Linked DNA regions of Mus musculus: region 1 is linked to region 2. Evidence: chromatin loops called from intact Hi-C (ENCODE). Cell type or tissue: heart. All regions are shown on one strand. Each heading gives the region's core, and the rest is flanking DNA. Links, peaks and the distances in the headings are about the cores only.

Region 1 (4,000 bases), core at 1-4,000, 210 kb after region 2:
GGGATTAAAGGTGTGCACCACCACCCTGCTAACTTATTTATCCTTATTTTATGAGCATTGGTGTTTTGCCTGCATGTGTGAGGGTGTCAGGGACCTGTGTCTTCTGAAAGAGTAGCCAGTGCTTTTAACTGCTGAGACATCTTTCCAGGCCCTTATGTTAAGGAGATTTTTAGTTGGAGCTGAGATGGCTTAGCTGTTCTGGAGCACCCGAGTTCCATTTCCAGGACTACATGGCCACTCACAATAGTCTGTAACTCCAGCTCCAGGGACCTGGCGCCCTCTTCTGGCTTTCAAGGACACTAGGCACATATATGGTGCACATCCATACATGAAGACATAAAATAATGAATTTTTTTTTTTTTTTGAGTCAGGGTTTCTCTGTATAGCCCTGGCTGTCCTGGAACTCACTTTGTAGACCAGGCTGGCCTCGAACTCAGAAATCTGCCTGCCTCTGCCTCTCAAGTGCTGGGATTAAAGGTGTGAGCCAGCACACCCGGCTATTTTTTTTTAAAGAGTGTTTTAGTAGGGATATAGACACTCTCACCAATTAAGGGGGCTTGTTTCCAGAGGATCAGTGTTCAGTTCTCAGTCTTCCTGTTGGGTATCTTATAATTGCTTATTGAAACAGGTGAAGTTAGAGATTCACTGGCTTCTGCCTTCTCAGTGCTGAGACTAAAGTCGAGCACCAACACTCCCAGTCCTTGATTGTGGTCTAACAATCTTTGACTTTTTAGTTACTATAAAATTTGAGAACTTTTTGTAACTGATATAATTCACTAACTTTGTAGCTAACAATTTGAGAGATTTTGTATCTAATGTAAAATCATGGTGTTCTTGTGCTGTGCCATGAAACAAACGTTCGTGAACCCCAAAAAGACCACCAAGGAGCCAAATCCAAAGCAATTGCATTAGGATCTTTTTATTCAAGCTCTTGTTGCGGTGTAGCCTAGAACTAGTGCTAGGTACCGGCCTGTTAGTTTACTTGAGTTCAATCTTAAGTCAGATTCTCTGAGATGGAGTCTGAACCCAAAGGAATTGGTCTCTCACTTGTTTAATGTGCTGAGACATAACCTGTAATCCCCGATAGCACTCCTAGCACTCCTGAGGATGAGGCTAGAAGATGCCGCAAGTTCTATGCTTGCCACAGCCAGGGCTTCATTTCAAGACCTTTCCCTTTACCCATCAAAACGAACAAACAAAAGGAGAAAATAGGATTATTACTCTCATGTATGTTATGTTTTAATCCCAGTATTCTGGAGGCTGAGGCAGGAGGATCAGGAGTTGAGGCCGGCCTGGGCTACAGAATGAGATCCTGTCTTTGTGTTTAAAGATTCGAGGTTTGCAAGAAAGCACAGACCCCTAATGGAAGACGAGTGCTAAACTAAGCGGCCTAAAAGCGGCTAAGGTCCGGGATGAAGGTGGCTCAGCGGCTAAGAGCATATCTGCTCTTCCAGAGGTCCCGAGTTTACTTCCGAGCAACCACACGGTGGCTCACAACCATCTATAAGGTGATCTGATGCCCTCTGCTGACATAAAGATACAGTGCTCGTGTACATAAAACAAATAAACGAGTCTTTATTTGAAAAAAGTGACTAGGGTCCCATTTCCAGGTGTGGTGTCCGTAAGAAAGCAGATACGGCCTAAGGATGAACTACAGTCTCCGAGGGTTGATGACGAAAGCTTAAGACAAGGAAATCGCATCAGAAGCGAAAAGAACAAAGTAATGACCACCCCTTAGGTCGAAAATCCGCAGCCAGAGAGGGGTTTTCTCTTCAAGAGGGGCGTGGCTCTAGCGAATCGCTACGGTGGCCGGAAAAGCTCCGAAACCATCGACTTTGTAAAACCCGAGAAGAAACGGCCATCCGAACTGCGGTGGAATTGCTTGGGAAGACCATACAATCAAAAAAATAACCATCCACCTTGGCCGAGTGTAACAAGTAGAACCCATGAAAAGAGCATTTCCTGCTATAGAAAGTTCAAGCACTCGGAGAAGTCACTCCCTGCTAGACCAAAACAACCAAATTGCGGTGAAAGGGGCGGACGTCGAGTACGGTGGCCTAGTTGGTCCTTCAAGAGGGCGTGGCTTGAGGCGCTCCATTCTGATACGGAAGCCTGGTGGGGACGGGTTAAGCGTAAAATCTCGCGCGATCGCGCTGGCGCCGTCGGGGACGGGGCGGGGCTGGCGGCGGGGGCGGGGACCCGGAGCAGGAAGATGGCGGCGGCGCAGGAGGCGGACGGGGCCGGCAGCGCCGTGGTGGCGGCCGGGGGAGGCAGCTCTGGTCAGGTACGGAGGCCGAGAGGTGCCTGAGGGGGCTCTTCCCCAGCGGGGGGCACCCCTGCAGGGAGTGTCTTGTCCTTTTTGGAGGAACCCGGTGCACCGGGGGCTCCATGCCCCAGAGGGACCTTGAATATTGGGCCCTGGCGGCGCCCGGCCGCCCAGGAGGCCGGACGGTGGCGGGAACCCGGCCCTGTTGCGCGCCGGGTCTCCTGCAGGCTCGCGCCGGGCGTCCAGCGGACTCCTTGCTCGAGCGGAGGAGAGGGTGGCGCGGAGGGGCGCAGACTCGGTCCTCGACTGTGTGGTTCCAGCCTCCAGCACTGTTTCTAGAGAGGGCTGGTGTTCCTGGTCCGCTCCGCAGTGCCCGAGATCGGGGGCAGTGGTTGGTTAATTGAGAGTTTTCAAGCTCAGGGCAAATACGGTAATTGTGGTGGGTAGAGGGCATGGGCTGCGGAGGCCGACCGACCCATTTCACAGACAAGGATCCGAGGGACGACAAGACGAAGGCGCTTGTAGAAGGTCACCCAGGTTAGTTTTGGTGTCCGTTCTAGGAAAAAGCTGACTGTGGGTGGTCTGGGCTGAGATGGGCGCTGTTTTAGCCCAAGCTGATCAAATAAATAGAGAAATAATTGATCCAGGCGCGTTTGCCTCCCAACCCATTACCACCTCAAATAAACTGAGACCTCAGAGCATAGCAGTTCACTCAGGCACCGTGCAGGCTTCTGCTGGAATTGATGGAGTGGAAGCAAGGTGCTGTCGACCCACCCACTGGGATGTCACTGCCGTGTAGGAGGCAGCTCAGGGGTGAGGAGTACCGACTGGGAGGGGTGCATGTAGCTGACTGGATGTGACCTTGGACAAGTTTTCTTCCTTTGGGTCTTTATTTCCCCAGTGGTTAATGGAGGACTTGGGCGAGAGGGCCAGCCTTATGGCTATAAAGATGTCTCCAGTCATGTCCCTGCAGTGAGGGGAGTGGGAGAGGAGATGGTAGCGTAAACAGACTCGGGAAGTGACAGAAGTCGGGATGAGGGGCTGTAGGGTCTCAAAGGAGGGGGACAGATACACTCAAGTGATGAGGTAGAACCCACCTTTTCTGACTGAGTCTTTCTGGCATTTCCAACCAGACCTTGGGTGCACACAGCTCAGGAAATTGCTGGTTTATCCCTGCTGTGGTGAATACACCAGCGGGGTCTGCAGGGACGTCCTAGCCTCTGGTCCTTGGGACTGGCTCCTGTAAGTTTCTGTTGATTATTGGGTGGCAGTGGCGTGAGAGACTGTTGAGCTTCCAGTCACATGTGGAGCCTCTCTGGTTCCCATCTCTGCTCTAAATCTTTGCTTTGTGACTTTGGTCAGGGTCTTCCTATGAAGCTAGGGCCGATGGTGGCCCTTCTGCTTCAGCCTCCCAAGTGCTGGGATGACAGTCTACTTCTAATCCTAGCTTATGCTTGAAAAGTTTTAATGCTCATACTTTGGCCTTCAGGATAAAGTACACATTTTTTTTTTCTTTTTCTTTTTTCTCTTTTTTTAAAGCAGATCAAGATCTGGCATGAACTATTTTCTTTAGACTAGACTAGGCTTTCTTTGTTCTTTTTCTTTTTCTCTCCCCCCTTTTCGTTTTTATTAATTTTTTGAGACTGTCTTTGTAGCCATCTCACGTTTTTGTAGCCCTGGCTGGTCTAGAACTCAGAGAGTTCTGCCTGCCTCTGTCTCCCAAGTGCTGGAATT
Region 2 (5,663 bases), core at 729-4,728:
GGAGGAGGAGGAGGAGGAGGAGGAGGAGGAGGAGGAGGAGGAGGAGGAGGAGGAGGAGGAGGAGGAGGAGGAGTAAGACCTTGGAAATGACTTGTCTTCTAGCTGTCCTCAAAGACATAATACTTTTTAAAAAAAAAGATTTACTTATTTATTTATTTGTTTAATGTATATGAGGACACTGTAGCTGTGCAGATGGTTGTGAGCCATCATGTGGTTGCTGGGAATTGAGGACCTCTCACTCTGGCCCCACTTGCTCCAGCCCAAAGATTTATTTATTATTATATGTAAGTACACTGTAGCTGTCTTCAGGCACCCCAGAAGAGGGCATCAGATCTCATTACGGATGGTTGTGAGCCACCATGTGGCTGTTGGGATTTGAATTCAGGACCTTCCGAAGAGCAGTCAGTGCTCTTAACCACAGAGCCATCACTCCAGCCTCAACATAATGCTTTTTTACTCTTGAGTTGTTTTGCTGTCTTTTCCTCCCTGCTACTGAGGTAGGGATGTTTAGCCCTTCCCCAGACAAGGGGCCTTGGGGGACACTGAGACAAACATGCTCGGGTCTGACGTGGGGGGTGTTTAAGCTCCAAGAGCTTAAACAGAGGAGTTCAATTCTCAGCACCTACACTGGGCCGTTCACAACTGCCTGTGACTCCAGCTTCAGAGGATCCAGCGCCCTCTTCTGGCCTCCTCAGGTCCTACACTCATGTGCACAACCCCCCTGCTCCCCACCCCACCCCACACATACACATAAAAATAAGTCTCTAAGCCAGGCCTGGTGGCACACGCTTTTAATCCCAGAACTTGGGAGATGGAGAAACCCTGTCTCAAAAAGATTGAAATAAATAAAATTTTAAAATCAGTTTAAAAATCAACAAAATCAATGACAAAATCCTGTATAATTTATTAAATATTATGTATATAATATGCTGTATCACATAATATCATATTCTATATTATATATTTTGTGGGTAGGCCATGACCTCTGACCTCAGATTTTCAAGAGTCTTAGTCTATACATTGCCACCTTGTGACTGGAGACACTGGGGCTGGAGAGCCGATGTGGCTGTCTCGAGGCAGCACGCTGGTGATGGGAAGGAAAGGTTGTTTGTTGTTGTTGTTGTTGTTGTTGTTGTTGTTGTTGTTGTTGTTGTCAGGATGAGCTGGATTTTGCTGCAGTAACAATTAGCCCCGTGCTGTCCCCAGCTTGAAAAGCTTGTAAGATTTATTTTTTTCCCCTCCTACAAGTTTGTCTCAGGTGGATAGGTGTGACAAGGGTCAGAAGAACTCAGCTGCATGTGGACATCTTCAGAAATGAGGCTGACAAGGTTACTCACTGTAGCAGGGAAAAGCAGGGCACGTGGGTGTGCACCCAGCGATTTTTATAACACACGTTCCCCCTCCCCCCCAAAAGCTGGAAATAAGGCTTCCACTCACTTTCCATTGGCTGAATAAAGTCACATGGTACTGAGTTCTATAAAGACCGCAGTCTTGCAAATCTCCTCCGACCGGAAGTGGGAGACCTGGAGTACTGTATGCATCCTGGGAATTGAACCCTGATCCAGCTCCCCTGACAAAAATATCTAAGCAAGCCTGCCCTGCTTAAGTTATTTTTTCCATGGACTCCATTTATCCAGCAGACACTGAACCAGAGCATAGAGGCTAGGGGCAAACCGCAAGTGCCGATAGATGCGACGAGGGTAACCTTGGCAGAGGCTGGTTGTAGATTGAAAAGGGAGGGTTAGAAAGCAGGAAGGGTGAAGAGAAACCCATCCATTCATGAGCTCCACACGTATTTATTGAGCACCTGCTGGATACAGCACTGTTTTAGGTCCCAGGAGACATCTATATAACCAAAACAGAGACCTCTTCCTTGGGGGGCTGAGCTCCCCGCAAGGAGACTACGGGACAATCGAAGAGGTGCGGACCAAACCACAGAGGTGACATTGTTGGGAAGGGGAGCAATGGAATAAATGTTCAGACCACTAAGATATTTGTGCTTCTGTGTCCATAAACTAAAAACAGGCCAGCAAGATGGCTCAGTGGGTAAAGGGCCTTGCGGCCAAGCCTCGTGGCCTGAGTTTTGCTCTCTGGTACCCACACATTGGAAGGAGGGAACTGACTTCTACATACGACATACACACAATAATAAGTAAGTGGGTTTTTTGGTTTGGCTGGGAGATATATATCGGAAGGAGTGTGAAAAGCAGTCATTCTTGAATCCAGGAACCTGCAGATCCCACACAGTTCATTAAGTAGGTGTGCATGCTGAACCAGCAGGAGGCAGCAAAGGCTAACACATAGCCCGCCTAGCACAAACTCGGCCACAACCTGATGCCCACCCCAACCCCCATCTCCCACCCCACTTTCCCCACCTTGTGAGTATTCACAGCCCACTCTACTGCCTCCTGTCAAAATACCCAACCTTGATCAGCCTCTGCCTGCAGCAAGAACAAATGCTATCAGCCCCTGAACTTAGCTTTCCCAGTCCCCACAGCCCAGCTTAGACCAGGCAGCTCCCCTCCCCTCCACCTCAGCCTCTCCATGGCCTGTCTTTCTCCCCACGCAAAGCAGCCCAAGGAGCTTTGTTCACTCCAAAAATCAACCCTTCCCCTCCCTGTCTGGAACAGGCCATTGCACCCAGTGCCTTTAAAGACAAACTTTTCAGGCTGGGTGTGAGGTGCACCCCTTTAATCCCAGCACTGGAGGGGCAAGGGGGGAGCAGGAGCAGGTGGGTCTCTATGAGGTCAAAGCCAATCTGATCTACATAGTGAGTTCCACGCCAGCCAAGACTACATAGAGAGACCCTGTCTCAAAAACCGAAACAAACAAGCAAACAACCTCCCCCCCCCCAAAAAAAATAGCAGCAGTATGGTGGTACACACCTGTGATCCCAGTGGGGACTTCTGGTCCCCCTTTAGTATTCTGTACCCCTTATCCCCACTTTGGGATCCACAGAACTGAACTGCCTTCTGTACCCCAAAACTCAACCTGGGGCTCTCCTCTCCCTCTCTCTGGAAGAATGCAAACAAATACAAAAGAGAAGGACCCAAAGTGTAACCAAAGCAGGTGTCAAGGAGGACGGGATTCCAGGCAACGCAGCCTGAGCTGGGTGTCCTTGACTGGAACTGGGCAGCAGCAGGGGTCCCTGTCACCGGCCCCTGCCACTCCCAGGATACAGTCAGCTTTTAAAAGATAGTGGCTCCTTGTTTGACAAAAGAGGAAGTGGGCCTGGGGAAGGAAGTAGGCTGGGCTCTGAGCCCAGAGTCAAAATGATTCAGGGGGGAAACCTTCTGTTCGGAAGCCACCTCTGTGGGCGAAAGGTCCTGTGCCCGCTTACAGGGTCACAGGATCATCCCGCATAGACTGGTGATCAGAAGTGTAGACGCCTCTCCCAAAACAGCAGACTTCCATGAACTCCCAAGGGCACCAGGGACGGTGTGCAGGCCTCTGTAGGGTCACAGGGGTGACCTCATCCTGCCCCTGTGGTTGGTGATGAGCTGAGATGGAGGTAGCCCTGGGCCAGGAAGTGAAGGCCAGAACTGAAAGCAGCCGTCCACAGCACACCAGTCGGGAAGAGAGAAACCAGTGCAGAGTTAGTATTCAGAGACTTTCTGCTATCTGTCTGTCTGTCTGTCTGTCTGCCTGTCTGCCTGGCTGTCTGTCTTGGAACTCATTCTGAATATCAGTCTGGCCTCAGACTCACAGAGATCCTCCTGCCCCTGCCTCCCTTCCAGGTGCTGGGGTCACAGGCCAATTGGGCCGCCATGGTTGGCTTTCTTTGCTCTTATACAATCCAGGGCCTCAGACCAGGGAATGGCACCTCTCACTTTGAGGTGAGTCCTCCCACATCCATTAACACAGTCAGACAATCCCCCACAGACACTCCAGAGGCCATGCTGCTGCCCTCAACAGTCACTCAGAGACTCACTTCCCGGGTGATTTTTCAGGGTGTGTGAAGTTGAGACATTAATCATCACACTGGAGGATTCTAGGTGGTTCTCTACCTCCAAAGTCGGCCTTCCCTGTTTGAAGTGAGTCCTCCATACACACTTCCCAGGCCCCAAATCATGGGTTCTACCAACTATGCCCAATATACGCATGAGGGACTGGAGATGAACCTGCATCTTCACGCCACCTTAAAAGCTGGCTTGGCCCTCTGTCTATAACCCCAGCGCAGAAGGGCAGAGACAGGAGGATCACTGGAACTGGCTGGCAGCCGGCCTAGCTCTGGGTTCAGCAAGAAACCCTGCCTCAGGGAACAGGTGGAGATGTGGACATCCCTTGTTTTCTTAGGGGCCAGGGAGGGGGTCGGAAACACACATATGCACCGACCCACACAACATACAGTGGAGAAAGTGCCTGCTTTTTGAGGAATGAGGGCCTGGGTTCAGATGCCTGGCATCAAGGTCAAAAGCCAAGTGTGACAACTCGTGCCCAAACCCTAGCACTGGGGTGGACGTGGTGGTGGTGAAGGAGGGGTGTCTACGCTCACCAGCCAGGCAGAGCACAGAAATGGTGTGCTCTAGGCTCAGTGAAAGACCCTGGCTCGAAAGAAAGAAAGAAAGAAAGAAAGAAAGAAAGAAAGAAAGAAAGAAAGAAAGAAAGAAAGAAAGAAAGAAAGGAGGGAGGGAGGGAGGGAGGGAGGGAGGGAGGGAGGGAGGGAGGGAGGGAGGGAGGGAGGGAGGGAGGGAGGGAGGGAGGGAGGGAGGGAGGCAGGCAGGCAAGAAAGAAAGCAAGCAAGAAAGCAGGTTGGGTGCACAGCTTTGACCCTAGCCCTTTAGAGACAGAGACAGGTTGATCTCTGTGAGTTTGGGGCCAGCCTGATCTACGTAGAGCGTTCCAGACCAGCGGGGGGGGGGGGGGAGTGCATAGTGAGACCCTGTCTCAAAAAAAAAAGTAAAAATTGTAAAAAAGAAAGAAAATAAAAGGGAAAGGTGATCGCTAGACATGGAGCTATAGCACGGCATTTACCTAGTCTGCAGGGGGTCCCGAGTTCAACTCCTACTGCCTACATGAAAAATTAACAACCGTTGTGTTGTGTGGGACAGGAGAGACAGCACCCACGTGGTGACTCACAACCACCTGCAACTCCAGTTCTGGGGGTCAGACATCCTCTCCAGGCTATTTCAAGCACTACATGCATGTGGAAGCTAAATATAATACACACACAATAAAAATAAAGGTTAATAATAACAGTAGTAATAATGATGTGTTGATCAGTCGTGGAAGATACCTGACAGATATCATCCACCTCTAGCTTCACAAGGACTTGTAGACAGACGGGCAGACAGACAGACAGACAGACACACACACACACACACACACACACACACACGAAGTCCTGTGTCTCTGATGAACATGTGCAGGTTTTTTCTTGCTGTGGTTCCTACAGCGGCAGTGTGACAGGGCAGCTGTACCCATGTGACAGCCTTTGGTATGCTGAGTTGTACTGAAATGGCTGAGTGCACCCAGGAGGCTATGGTAGGTCTAGGACCAATGCTACTATTGATCAACATTGTCAGCATCTTGGGCTTGGGTAGCCATGGAGTTGATTCCAAATCCCACCCAGAACCTTCTGCCATCAGGTGGAGATGAGGGGATGGGGACTATGATTGGCTGTGAGTGTGACAGGCATAGGAGTGTGGGGACACAATGATGGA

The links. Peaks named below come from ENCODE experiments on the same cell type or tissue, not always from the same donor. Only the 100,000 strongest peaks of a DNase experiment are listed, where the experiment ranks them.
Region 1: a loop joins it to region 2, with 18 times the contacts of the local background. A loop is called at or near these places in 3 of 42 quality-filtered maps.

The regions. Positions count from the first base shown.
Region 1 is chr7:19,663,218-19,667,217 of GRCm38, reverse strand. It overlaps Clptm1 (cleft lip and palate associated transmembrane protein 1), which reads left to right and starts at 2,188. Exons shown (of 14, transcript NM_019649.2): 1 at 2,188-2,284. The coding sequence starts at 2,213. In heart, for the core only: CTCF peaks have their summits at 283 (motif pointing left), 1,522 (motif pointing left) and 2,294 (motif pointing right); DNase peaks (open chromatin) are centred at 2,187 and 3,087; H3K4me3 peaks cover 3,007 bases; H3K27ac peaks cover 2,798 bases.
Region 2 is chr7:19,869,050-19,874,712 of GRCm38, reverse strand. It overlaps a transcript of Ceacam16 not described here. Among named protein-coding and RNA genes, the nearest start is that of Ceacam16, 11 kb to the right of the region's middle. In heart, for the core only: a CTCF peak has its summit at 2,257 (motif pointing right); a DNase peak (open chromatin) is centred at 3,272; H3K27ac peaks cover 425 bases.